3 separate regions of the Homo sapiens genome follow, and all the other regions are linked to region 3. A link is a contact called in ENCODE Hi-C or POLR2A ChIA-PET data. All regions are on one chromosome and are shown on one strand. Each heading gives the region's core, a stretch centred on a gene start or an enhancer-like site at or near the end of the contact. The rest is flanking DNA. Distances are from core to core; before and after follow the strand shown. Region 1 overlaps EMILIN2 (elastin microfibril interfacer 2). Region 2 overlaps NDC80 (NDC80 kinetochore complex component). Region 3 holds the start of TGIF1 (TGFB induced factor homeobox 1).

What was found. Hi-C counts contacts between places; a loop is a spot of excess contacts on that map. ChIA-PET counts read pairs that join two places held with the same protein, here RNA polymerase II (POLR2A). Pooled maps may share reads with other maps.
Region 1: a map with no recorded cell type shows a loop between it and region 3 (6-fold over the local background). The contact joins the enhancer-like site here to the promoter of TGIF1 in region 3. A Hi-C loop is called at or near these places in 1 of 168 maps with a recorded cell type or tissue (left ventricle myocardium inferior), 2 of 37 single-sample maps with no recorded cell type and 12 of 50 pooled maps. POLR2A ChIA-PET finds 5 or more read pairs at or near these places in 2 of 52 experiments (PC-3 and activated CD4-positive, alpha-beta T cell).
Region 2: a loop to region 3 is called in a pooled map of heart left ventricle, with 3 times the contacts of the local background. The contact joins the enhancer-like site here to the promoter of TGIF1 in region 3. A Hi-C loop is called at or near these places in 1 of 50 pooled maps. POLR2A ChIA-PET finds 5 or more read pairs at or near these places in 2 of 52 experiments (CD4-positive, alpha-beta T cell and activated CD4-positive, alpha-beta T cell).

Annotation. Positions count from the first base shown.
Region 1 is chr18:2,903,433-2,907,425 of GRCh38, forward strand. EMILIN2 (elastin microfibril interfacer 2) reads left to right here. Exons shown (of 8, transcript NM_032048.3): 5 at 3,351-3,653. Among named protein-coding and RNA genes, the nearest start is that of EMILIN2, 58 kb to the left of the region's middle. RefSeq lists a silencer at 2,853-3,712. Within about 2 kb of position 2,744, at least 29 of the 41 ENCODE cell types and tissues checked have a DNase peak (open chromatin) inside an H3K27ac peak, as active enhancers do; they include left ventricle myocardium inferior, where a contact is called at or near this core.
Region 2 is chr18:2,603,814-2,607,835 of GRCh38, forward strand. NDC80 (NDC80 kinetochore complex component) reads left to right here. Exons shown (of 17, transcript NM_006101.3): 14 at 2,602-2,694. Among named protein-coding and RNA genes, the nearest start is that of NDC80, 34 kb to the left of the region's middle. Within about 2 kb of position 2,023, at least 4 of the 41 ENCODE cell types and tissues checked have a DNase peak (open chromatin) inside an H3K27ac peak, as active enhancers do; they include CD4-positive, alpha-beta T cell, where a contact is called at or near this core.
Region 3 is chr18:3,447,371-3,451,628 of GRCh38, forward strand. TGIF1 (TGFB induced factor homeobox 1) reads left to right here and starts at 2,802. Exons shown (of 3, transcript NM_003244.4): 1 at 2,802-3,135. The coding sequence starts at 3,120. It overlaps LOC124904237 (a long non-coding RNA gene), which reads right to left and starts at 3,286. Exons shown (of 2, transcript XR_007066269.1): 1 at 3,162-3,286. RefSeq lists silencers at 822-891, 2,552-2,661, 2,692-2,851, 3,492-3,541 and enhancers at 1,013-1,634, 1,602-1,741, 1,635-2,254, 1,842-2,031, 4,119-4,258.

The sequences.
Region 1 (3,993 bases), core at 1,494-3,993, 540 kb before region 3:
CCCACGCCCCAGAGGCAGCCACATGTAAATCTTCCAGCTGTTTCTTTTCTTTGGTACTTACCTCCGTATTTCTAAATTGATTTATCAGCTTTAGACATTGTATATTGACCCCCCCTTCCTCCCAATTCCCAACAGAGTTATCCTACAGTCAATATGCAACATCTATGCTATGCTGAGCTCAATAGCTCTCTAAGGTTGTGTTGCTTTCCTTTTTACTTTTCTCTTAATTGGTAGTAGTGTTGCTTATATCCTATGTATCTATTTTGGAGTCTTCCTACCCTTCAACAGCCTCTTAATACAATTTTCTACATCATAAAAAGTATCAGATCATTTGTCAGTTCCATTTTTTTTAAAAATTGACCTCCCTCCTGGAATTCTTGCTCTTTCTGATCTAACCTGGACTGGTTATTTTCTAGACTTTTGCAATAAGGCTTTCAATCTGAGCCTGCCTTCACTACTATCCTAGAAAAGTCTTTAGCCTCTCTCCCCTTTCTTTTACTCTCTGTTGCTTTTTCATGGTTTACTCCCTTGTTTCAGTAGTGCACATTTCCCAATACCTTTTTAAGAAAGGGTGCGTGAGAGATGGCATTTTATAATTTTTTAAATATTGCCTGTCTAAAAATATCTTTATTCTACTCTTGTAATTGATGGGTATTTTTGCTGGGTACAGATTTCAAGGTTGACAATTACATTCTAGCATTGTTTGATGACATTGTTCCCTTCTCTTCTAGTTTCCAATACTGTTGAGAAGCCTGGTGATGCCTTCCTGATTTGCAGTCACTTTTTATATTTTTTCCCTTGAAAGTTTGTAATATCTCCTTTTTATCTTCAGTGTTCTGAATGTGGCTTGGTTTATTCCTCTTATTCAGTAATTGTGCTGGCATCTTTCATTTTCTTCAGTTCTGGGAAGTTGTGTGTTTATTTGATAATTCTCTCCTTACCATCCCATTACCCCTACATACCAGTTTTTCTGATTTCTTTTTTTCTGGAAGGACTTCCTAGGTTGACCCTTTAATTTTCTTATGATTTCCTTCCTATTGATCATCATTTCGTCATCATGTTCTACCTTCTGAAAGATTTCCTTGATTTTTATCTACCAACCCTTTCATGGAAATCTCTGGTTTTGGCAAGTGCCTTTTTAATCAGCAAAGGCTCACCCTTATTCTCTGACTATCCCTTTTGTATAGCAATCAATTCTTGCATCTTGGATGCAGTATCTTCTACTTCTCTGAGGGTAGGATGTGTTTATTTTCTTGCACTGTGTCTGTCTCTTTAGAGTTCCTTTTCTTTAGTTGGTGTGGCTTGCTTTGGTCCCTGTCGTTCACACAGGCGGCTTTCCTCATATGTCAGGTGATTTTGACTTTGGTTCACATTTAATGGGGAGACACTAGATAGAGTTTCACGACTGTGGGCATCATAGGGTCAATTTGAAGAATCCTCCTATATCCAGCTAGAGGTATAAGCAAGTGGCTGGGAGCTTAGCAGAGGATGGGGACTGTGAGCCTCCTTATTCAGGGAGCAGACTTTCGCTTAGTGTTTTTAGACTGGTATCTTACTCCTATCTTCCACTGTAGCTGGTATCTGCATGTTTTTCAATCCCTCTGCCTCAGTTTCTCTGTCTAACCCAGCCTTTCTCAACCAGGGTTCTAAAGAGATGTAAATCCTGATGCCATTCTATTGTATGGCGTGAACTAACTTCTCTGTATCTAGAATGGAATTAGCTCTGTATCATCCTCAGGGAAAACTGAGAGAGTAATCACTCAAATTGTTTTCTCTTGGGCTTCTCTCATGGAACATTGGTCAGGAAAGGCTGTTGGAGAAACTGCCTCTCTCAGGGTGTTCTGGCAACCTGCCTCTGTGGGTGGGGCGGGGGGGGGGCATGTATTTGATCTGCCATATTTATCTTAGTTTTATTTTTTTAATTTTTAGTTGTTATGTGTACAGAGTAGATATATATATATATGGGGTACATGAGGTATTTTGATACAGGCATGCAGTGTATAATAATCGGGGTAATAGGGTATCTATTACCCAAAGCATGTGCCATTTCTTTACAGACATTCCAATTCTACTCTTTTATTTAAAAATGTGCAAAAGATAATTGCTGACTGCAGTCACCCTGTTGTGCTATCAGATACTAGATCTTATTAACTCTGTCTAACTATATTTTTGAACCCATCAACCACCTCCACTGCCCTTCTCCCCAGCTTAGTGAGGCTGGAGTGCAGCGGGCGATCTCGGCTCCCTGCAACCTCCACCTCCTGGGTTCAAGTGATTCTCCTGCCTCAGCCTCCCGAGTAGCTGGGATTACAGGTGCGCTCCACTACCCCGGGCTAATTTTTGTTTTTTTGTTTTTTTTTTTTGGATATTTGGAAGAGATGAGGTTTCGCCATCTTGGTCAGGCTGGTCTCGAATTTGGGGGCTCAAGTGATCCGGCCGCGTCGGCCTCCCAAAGTGCTGGGATTACGGGCGTGAGCCACCGCGCCCGGCCCGCTTAGGGAGTTTTAAAACAAAACTAGACGGCAGGTCGGGAGGCAGCCGCCGATTTTTGTCGGGTCCTAAACAAAAATCAAATGTGTTGCGCTTTGGAACTCTGGGCATCGTGGGCACCAGGCTGACGGGGGCGGCGGGGATGGCGTTTCTTGGCGAGCGGGTCCCTCAGCCAGGCCCGGGTATTGTCAGGCGTCCCGTGGACGGTCGGGAGGGGCTTCCTGGAGGGCTCGTTCCGGGAACGAGTTCAAAGGAGGAAAGGGCGGCAGCTTCCGGCGCCTTCCCCAGAGGGCCGGGAGACGCACGCCAGGAGCTTCCTCCGTTGGAAGTCCCTTCCGCTGGCGACGTGGGCGCTGTGGCCGCGGCCCTCGTGGAGCCTGAGCCCTCCTCACGGCCTCCGCGCAGCCCTGGGGCCCCCCGGCAGGGTCCCTCGGCAGCCCGCGGGAGAGGCCGTGGGGCCCCGGCAGGAGTGTGGTTCAGAGACGGTGCGGGGGTCGGTGGCCTCAGGTCCCTTTCAGTCACTTGCGACGCACCCGCGGTTTCCGCGTGCTGTGAAATCGGGAATTGTTGATGCCGGAGCCAAGAGTGAGGCCGGTTTGGAAAGTGCAGCCGTCTGCGCCGGAGAGGCTGGAAACGCCCCGGCCCCGGGCAGGGGTCCCCGGCGGCGTCCGGGTGGCCCGCGGCGTCCTCGGAAGATGCGGGCGGACGCCCGTGTGTCCCGCTGGCCTGACGTCGCAGGGGTGGCCGCAGAGTCCTCACGGGGACCCCGCTCGCCGGGACTCATGGAGGGGACCCTGACGGGGCAGTCAGGGCTGAGGTTTCCTAATCCCGTGTGTTTCTTTCTCCCCGACGCCCGGCAGAGGCGCCCTCGCCCCCGCCGCCCGCAGAGGCCCCGAAGGAGCCGCTGCAGCCCGAGCCCGCCCCGCCGAGGCCCAGCGGCCCCGCAACCGCAGAGGACCCTGGGCGACGGCCCGTCCTGCCCCAGCGGCCCCCCGAGGAGAGGCCGCCCCAGCCGCCAGGCTCCACCGGGGTCATCGCGGAGACGGGCCAGGCCGGGCCCCCCGCAGGCGCAGGCGTGTCTGGGCGGGGTCTGCCGCGGGGCGTGGACGGCCAGACCGGGAGCGGCACCGTCCCCGGCGCAGAAGGCTTCGCGGGCGCACCAGGTGAGGCCCGGGGCTGCGCGGGGAGGAGCGCGGGGCTCTCCCGGAACTTCCGCCTGAGCCTCGGGGTCTGCTGAGGGGCGTGGCGGTTCGGGGTCCAGCCTTCGGGGGGGCAAGTTCCGAAATGCAGCTTTGGAAGGATGCCGAGGCCCGAGGGACCGCTCATGCTAGTCCAGCACACGGAGGCCGGGGCACCTCAGGGACAGTGCAGTCGTCTGTACTTAGACATACTGAGTGGCCCCGCCGGTTGGAGTACGAGTGCCACACGGGCAGCTCATTGATTCCCAGCAGGAAGGATCTTGGAAGCCAGAAGGGTATTGGGAGCTTGGGTAGCAGCAAAGCA
Region 2 (4,022 bases), core at 773-3,272, 840 kb before region 3:
TGCTCTTCAAAAGACTCCAATAACGGATAATTTCATAGGTCACTGTTTTCAAATACTGAAGACTGGATGATTTCTGTGACATGTAAATTATCATAGAGCATAAAGAGACCTAATTCATTTATAAGGCTAATGTAGGCCTCATACCACAACATGACAAAGATATTACAAAAAGAAGAAATTAAGCTAATCACACTTATGAATATGAATGTAAATAAAGGTTAAAGTTAAATATTTGAAACTGAAATTTATGCAGCAAATATTTTTTGAGTGCTTATGTGCCTAGTACTGTAATAGATGGTGATACTAGTACAGTGCAGCATCTGCCTTTGTGAACTTCATTTTAAGTGGGAAGATGGGCATGAAAACAATTTCTTCTATCATAGCTTTTTGTAATGTGAATACAGCGCACTGTGGATTCTCATAATACACTTAAGTACAGGCTCCTTCTGAGAGAAGTGATAGCTGGGCTGAGTTGTGAATAACAAGTAGGTGTTGGCCAATGGATACACAGAAGGATGCTCATGTTCATCCACATGCATGCACACACACATACACCTTGAGGACCAGAGACCAAGGAGTACAGCATGGACCGGGCATAGTGGCTCACGCCTGTAATCCTAGCACTTTGGGAGGCCAAGGCGGGTGGATGGCTTGAGCTCAGGAGTTCAGGACCAGCCAGGCAACATGGCAAAACCCAGCCACTACCAAAAATATAAAAATTAGCTGGATGTAGTGGCATGCACCTGTAGTCCCAGCTACTCTGGAGGCTGAGGTGGGAGATTGCTTGAGCCCTGGAGGTGGAGGCTGCAGTGAGCTGAGATTGTGCCACTGCACTCCAGCCTAGGTGACAAAGTGAGACCCTTTCTCCAAAAAGAAAAAACAAAGAGCACAGCATATTAGTAAATTACCATGAGTGTAAGTGAGATAAGGGAGAAGCCTGGAGAGACAAGAACCTAATTATGAAGGGGCTTGCCTTACTGGTTGAATTTTTTTGTATTCTTTAGGCAGTAGAGATCAATGAAGATTTATAAGTAAGGAAATAACAATAATTATTGTTATTTTAGTAATTTCACACTGTTGGCCTTTTGAAGAATAGATGAGAGGTGCATGAGACGAGACCATGCAATTAAGAGACCTATCAATATCCTATACAGTGAATAGTAAATGGTAGGGACCCAAAGCAAGGCTATTACAGTGAAGACGGAGAAAGGAGATTTAAAGATGGAAACAACAGTTTGGTTGTCCATTTGTATGTGAAGGTCAAGAAAGAAATCAAGAATGCCCAGGTGTCTTATCTTTGGCAGATGGGTATGTGGTGATGTTCTTTACCTTGATAAAGAATATAAAAGAGAAGTATATAGAAGAGAGAATTGTAGGTTGGGATATGCTGAGTTTCAGGTCTCTGGGGCATCAAAGTGGAGAATGTCCAGTAGGCAATTGGAGTCGGGCGGGCTATATGTATGTGTGTGTGTGTGTGTGTGTGTGTGTGTGTGTGTGTGTGTGTGTGTGTGTGTGTATGTACACAATGGAAATGTGTACTTTGGGACTCAGAAAAAAATGTTTAAGTAATTAATGCAGCTTTAGTAATGCTGACATGGAAAGTAGAAGCTGCTCAGAGATGAGTAAACATGCTTTTGACCAACCATGAGAATCAGTGGAAGTTCTGGTTACTTGAGTATCTGTTGTTGTTATTACAAGTGAATTTAAAACAACTCGTTTAACTTGTTAGTTACTGCAGATATAACATACCTTTAGAAAAAGTTCTTGGTGTTAGATCTGGTTTTGAGTTCTGGGCGTATGCTAGTTGTATATGTCACTACCCTGTGTTTTGTAGCAAATAATAATAGCTTCACTAAATTTGAACCCCTAAATTTTTTTTTAATTTCATATGTGTGTAGAATTATCCTTTAAAAAAAAGTCAGCTATTTATACATTTTACTCTTTTGTGTTTCCTGCAGGAAACAGTTTCCTCTTGGTATAGCTGAAGAACATTCTCTATTAATTGCTGACATCAACTGGTATCAGCACTTGCCAACAGGAAATGAACTTGAAAAACACTTTTTTCTTTCAGTTTTGGTTTCAACTGATCTTAAAGTTCAAGCTTTAACAAGATTAAATGTGGTTACCTTATTACTTTTTGAAGGAATGCATGACTATAATAGCAAACATCCAATAAAATTAATACAAACAATTCTTTTTTAACATTTTAGAAAATGAACATACAAATGAAAAGCTAAATAGCTGTAGTAGATATAGTCTAAATAAAGCTAGATTTCAAATCCAGAGGCAAAAATTATTTATATATGAATAAATTGATATAACAATATTAATAATATATAATATATATGAGAGCTTAAAAAGCACTCCCACAACAACTAGTGGAAAAACAGATATTAACATCGTTAACTTTGAGGTTTCTTTGAAATTAATTTCTCTTTGGAGAATAATAAAGTTTTTGGACAAATGATAAGTGAGAGTCCAAAAGGACTAGAAGAAATAACATTGTTCAGTTAGTTGATTGATAATATAAAAACTCTATAACTTGTTAAAATATCTTTGATGTATAGTTATGATTTCTCAACCAAAGTTTTATTTCCCCAGTTGAATGCAATGATAACAGAAAGCAAGAGAAGTGTGAGAACTCTGAAAGAAGAAGTTCAAAAGCTGGATGATCTTTACCAACAAAAAATTAAGGTAAGAACTTTGCCACAGTTTGCGTAGGTTATCAAAAGCTATGTCATGATTGCTTGATGAGTCACATATTCTGACATCAAAATCAAAATCTTTAAGCTATATATATCCTATAATTTGTATCTTGGGTTAGTTTTCTCTGCCAAAGTTTATCGTAAGGAGTCATTTTATTTTGTTCTTTAAAGGACATTTTTCTGGATTAGGGCTGTTTTACCATAGAAAAGGAACATTTACTTTTCCTTTATCTGGTATTTTATACTTGCATATGACTCAGTATCCTTGCAAAACTAAACAGAATCTCTCCTACCTTTTTGTAGAGATTTATTGTTATGTACTGCTAAAGCCTGAACCCCAATAAGGTCTTTTGAATATGTAGTTGCCCACCAAGAGTCATTGTAAACTGACTATCCTGGTCAAATTCCAAAGACTGTTTACGTGCAATCTAGAAGGTGGGTAAAATAAAAAGACTGATTCTTCAACATTCTACTGTCTGACCAGCATTTTACTTAAAGTATTCAGATGACTCTATTCATTACCACTTACACAATTCATGTGAAAATTTTAACTATGCCAATATTTTTTACTTATGTCAACAAAGTATTAGGAATTGAAAACTTTTCTCTTTGCCTGTGTTATATTTAGGACCTATTTGTTTTCTTAAACGGTGTGAAATGTTTAGAAAATATACCACATAATATGATCTAAATGTGAAATATAAGACATTGGTAATCATTTTTCTTTTTTCACACATCCTCCATGACAATGCTTGAGTTTACTCTCTGACGCACTTAAATGAAAGGTTTTATGATACTTAATCTTCACAAACCTTAGAAATGATTAATTTGGGCTACTTTGCCTGTGCATAGTTAATACATCTGTGAAATAAGGACCTAGATAAGGCTTCCTTGAAGCTCATGGGAAAAAATCTTAATTAAAATATTATAAAATTTCCTGTTGTTCAGACTGGAAAATACTGCTGAATGAATCCTATGCAAGCTTTTTGAAAAGGTCACATTTGGTAAATACTTCCAACTCACCAAAAAACTAAAAAACTTCACTACTGAATTCTAGTCAGTTGACCTTGGCGCCCTAAAAACTGAACCAATTTTATTTAGTTTCTGCATCTTTGAGAATAAAGTGACTTTTTAATTTTTTAAAGGAAAAAGTATTTTTTGTTCATAATATAAATACTCATTAGAAACAATAGAGACTCGAGAGAAATGTATAAAATGGGAACTGAAATGTACCTTATAATCCACCATAATCCCATCACTAGAAACAATGGTTAAAGTTTAGGGAGTGTCTTCCAGATATACAAACATATATTTTTT
Region 3 (4,258 bases), core at 1,552-4,051:
TAAAAGTCATTGAATCCGTTTTATAGCAAGGCCCCGAGACTGGAAGGGACTGACAGAGCTAGAAATGAAACTTGTTTTTCCACCTCGAGAAAAACGAATCAACAAAAAATACCCTAAGCAATTGCTGGTATCTGAAGCCCACTTTTTTGAGGCTGTTCCCTTTGTTACGTTGCGCTGACCCTAGGCACTTTCTTCCCAGAATGCACCAAGAATCCGAAACTCCAAACAAGTTTGAGATCAGCGTTGGCTGGGGGGAGGCAGTGGGGGTGCATCTACGGGAGCGGTTGGGCTGTAAGCTTTCGCTACATCACAGAATTGTGCCAGTGTTTCTCTTTGGAGTGCCTCGCCAGCTTTAACAACCGTTTGGATATGACTTGCTCGGGCAAAAGTTGTGCATTGGCCCGATCAAGCCTGACTTCTAGCCAAGGTGAGTTCACATCTCCGTTTTTTCCTCCCCCTAATTCGAAAGAGGCTTTCAATTGTCTCCGCCCCTCCCCCCTTCTCCTGGAAAGTTTGTTTTCAAGCTATAAACCCTTTCCAATTCTCGGTTCCCATCTCGGTTGCCTGAGAATCGCAGTCATTAGCCAAGTCCACTTGGACGAAAGCAAAGCTACCTTTGTGTACATAATGAGAGCCACCGCGTGGCCAAGGAGAACCACGGGGAAGAGGGAAACATTTTTGTCTCGAGCTGGCTAAAGCGGGCGGGGGGGGAGGTAGGGTTAAACCGACCGAAGGCGTGTTTTGTGGAGTGGCTTCGAAAGCGGCCGAGGCAGCCGAAGCCGCTTTCGAAGTTAGCAAACAAAGCGTCTCCCCAGTAACCGCCCGGTTCCAGACGAGGCTCCTGCCACTCAGGCCGCGGAGTCGCAGCGTCGCCCAGCCCCCGGCTCCTCCTCCCTGCGTCTCTCCTCCCTCCGCTCCCGGCTCCCCAGCGGATAGGAGCCACCAATCCCAGCCACAGACAACCCTTCAAACGAAATAGCGAGGCGGCCCCCTCTAACGGGCGGCGGGGGCGCTGGCCCCCTCCCTGCGCCACATCTGTCCCGCACCGGGCGCAGCAGCTGATTCATCTGCAGCCAGGTCCGGGAAGGAACTGTGCTCCCGGCAGTTGCAGGGCAGCGTCCGGGCGGGTGGCTTGTCCCCAGGACCGCGCTCCCCCCGAGCCGTTTTAGGTGTGTGTTCTCTTCTGTCCCGAGCAGTCAGCAAACCACAGAAGAAAAAAATCGTAAGGTTGCTGCCTTCTTAGAGAGACGCTTTTTTTCCCTGTTGATTCATTTTAGTCCTGTAATTGGAAAAACCACCCAGGCTTTTTAAACTCTGGCCTCCACGCATTCTAGGGGCGGGGGTGTCTTTTTTTTTTTTTTTTTTTTTGAGGGAGGGTGGCAGGCTAGCTCTAGTTCCTGAAACAGACGCTCCGAAGTCGAGTTAGTTATCCCTTGGCCGTCTTAGTACTCCTCGGGTTTAATCTTATTTCCACAGAGTTTCTTCTGCCGGGATCTCCACCGAGGTTACCGAACAAAAACAGCACAGAGCCCAGACTGGAGGCAGACCCGGGCGCTGTCTCTGCTAGGCTTATTTACGTTTAGGGCTTTTCTTTCCTTTTTTTAAAGTGATGGGGGAAGTCTCATTGTGTGGCATGTGACAGTTCGTTTGCTTCAAAACAACAGGACGTAACCACGCGAAAACTAGAACCAGAGGAGGGGGCATGCGTTTCTTCAAGTCAGCCAAACAGCATCTGGTCTTTGAAAGCGCAATTTCATCAAGAAACTCCTGTTGGATCCCTCCTAACTGTGGACCAAAATAAGCCAACAGGAACGGGTGTTTACTTAATGGCTAGTTTCTGTTTGAAATGGGAGGAGGGATCCCCTAGCAGGGTTCCAATCCGAAGAGTAGACACTGTTGACCGAAACAGACGAGCAGGCACGGCGTGGTCACCCCTTAGCTATAAAAGTGGCCGCTGCCGGGGTTCGGCGACTCGGGGTGTCAGGCGGAGTCTTGGTGAGGCAGGCGCGCGCCCGGCCGTCCCCGGGCAGAGACGTTTAAAGAGCATGTGAGCGTGACAAGTGTCTGTCCGCAACGTGTCAGATTTCGAAACTGCCTTGCAATCCAGTCCGGAACTCGCAGCTTTAGCCCGGGGGAACAGACGTTCGTTTAGGCTGTGTCTCATCATTCCCCCCCGCCCCACCCCCGCCGACCTCCCACTGTCGCTGCTGGAGGAAGAGCCCCGGGAGGAGAAGGGTGCGCCGCGCCGCGCCCGCGTGTCAATGGCAGCCGCGCATTCTGGAAGAAGTTGGTTCTTGTCTCGAATACTTTTCCTCCCGTGCCCCGCCCCTTGAATCAGAGGCGGCTGTCTCGTGCGGCTAGAGCAGGGCCAGTAGAGTTCGGGGCAGCTGTCAAAAACGAGACGGGGAGGCTTTTCTTCCCGGGGGTGGAGGAGGGAAGGAGGGAGGTGTCCTTTTTTCCATCTGTTGCAGTTTCCGAACCAAACGCACCCTCGCCAGCCCCGGGAAGAAAGGCCCAAGGGAGAAACCTGGGGCGCTCGGCTGGTGCCCCCACCGCCGGGCGAGGGATGCGGGCGGTCCGTGCGCGGCAGGCGGAAAGGATCGTGTTTCTGGACCCGGCCACCCCCCGCGTCCGCACCGCCGCCCCCGAGGGACGAGTGACAGCGGCCGCCGCGCTCGGTCCAGTCTTCCCGGCTGGAAGGTGCGGGGGAGGGGCGGAGGAGCGGCGGGGCGGGAGGGGGACGGGGCGGGCGGCTGGGGGCGGAGGCAGGACCTCCTGTACCTTCCCTCCTCGCCTCTCTCACTCTGACAGCGCCGAGGTGCGCCGAGCAGGAGCAGGGAACAAAGGAGCGGAGAGGGGAGGGGAGAGAGTTGGGCGAGGGAGAGCCCCCGGCCGGCTGCCAGAAGATCCCGGCGGGAGGAAGCCCAAGTGTCACTTGAATTCCACCCAAGGAGCGGGCGCCTGGGATCAGAGCGTCCTGTTTAGCAATAACGGCTGGAGCACGTCCTACAAGTTACGGGAGAGTCGGCTGTGAAGGAGACGTTCGCTTATCCCCTGTGTCCCCGCTCCTGGCCCCTCCAGACCCCCGCCTTGCCTCGCGCTGGGAGGGGAGATCCAGAATGAAAGGCAAGAAAGGTAAGGCGGCCGCGGGCTGCGCGCACCAGAAGACGCGAGTCCGGGGAAACGTGCTGGCCGGGCCGCGCCGCGCGGAGTCACTTGGTGGACTTTTCCGCCCAGGGGCTCTCATGCTGGAGTGGCGGCCGTGCTCTTTGTTGAGGCTGCGTCTGAAACGGCAGCGGCTGTTTTCCTGCTAGACACAACACGAGGGGCTGTTGTGGGGCGAGCCTCTCCACGCTGCTGGCACGTTGTCAAGAAACACGCTCAGCGCCTTGTTTGTGCGCCTGCAAGTTTCATTGTCTCCGCCGACACCCCACGCTCGGCCCAGCCGCCGCGTGGCTTCTCGCTCTTTCTCGCGTGCTGGGGATATGGGGTCCGAGTAGGGAGGACCCAGCCCCTCGTTTTTCCCGATCCGGACCCAGGCGGCCGGGGCCGCGGGACCGCCGCGGCTTTGTCTGAAAGTTCCACTCCTAGGCTCCCCCCGCCCCCGCCCCCGCCGCCCCCCTACTCCCAGCCGGGCCCTAGCACTGTTCTTTAGGGATGTGGTGTTTTTACGATCGAAGGAATGCGATTCTGGACCCCCTCATCGCCCTCGGGTGTAAACAGCTTTGGAAAGCTAGACTTTTACAAATCCCCAGTCTCTAAAAGTTTTCCCACGATGAATTTTGGGGCAGGAGGAAGAGTTAGCACCCAGGGCCAGCAGCTTCAAGCGGCATGCAGTCAAAATGCGTCCAAATGTGACAAGCAGGCTTGGTTGTAAGTGCAAAGAGCAAGGCTGTCATTGTTTCCACGAAGTGTTCTGGAAGCTTTACAACTAAAACTTGCCGTCAGTTTGGTTTAAAAACAAAATACACCGGAGGGGGACGGGGGGTGGAGAAACCACACAAAACACCCCGAAAGGTCAGAGTGTGAAGTCCCTTTTGAAGTTAACAAAAATTGAGTCCCTGGCTGGGAGGTCCCCCGAGTGTTCCGCTGTGGGCTGGAGGTGGCGTTTCTGTCGTGATTTATGTGGAGTGGTTCAAAACAGAAGTTAATCACTCGGGAAGCGGACGGGAGGGGCGGCGCTACTGCGCATGCCCGGGAGCCGCCTGGAGTTTGGAACTCCACATTCTTTCAGACCCGGCCCGCTGCGGGGCGTTCC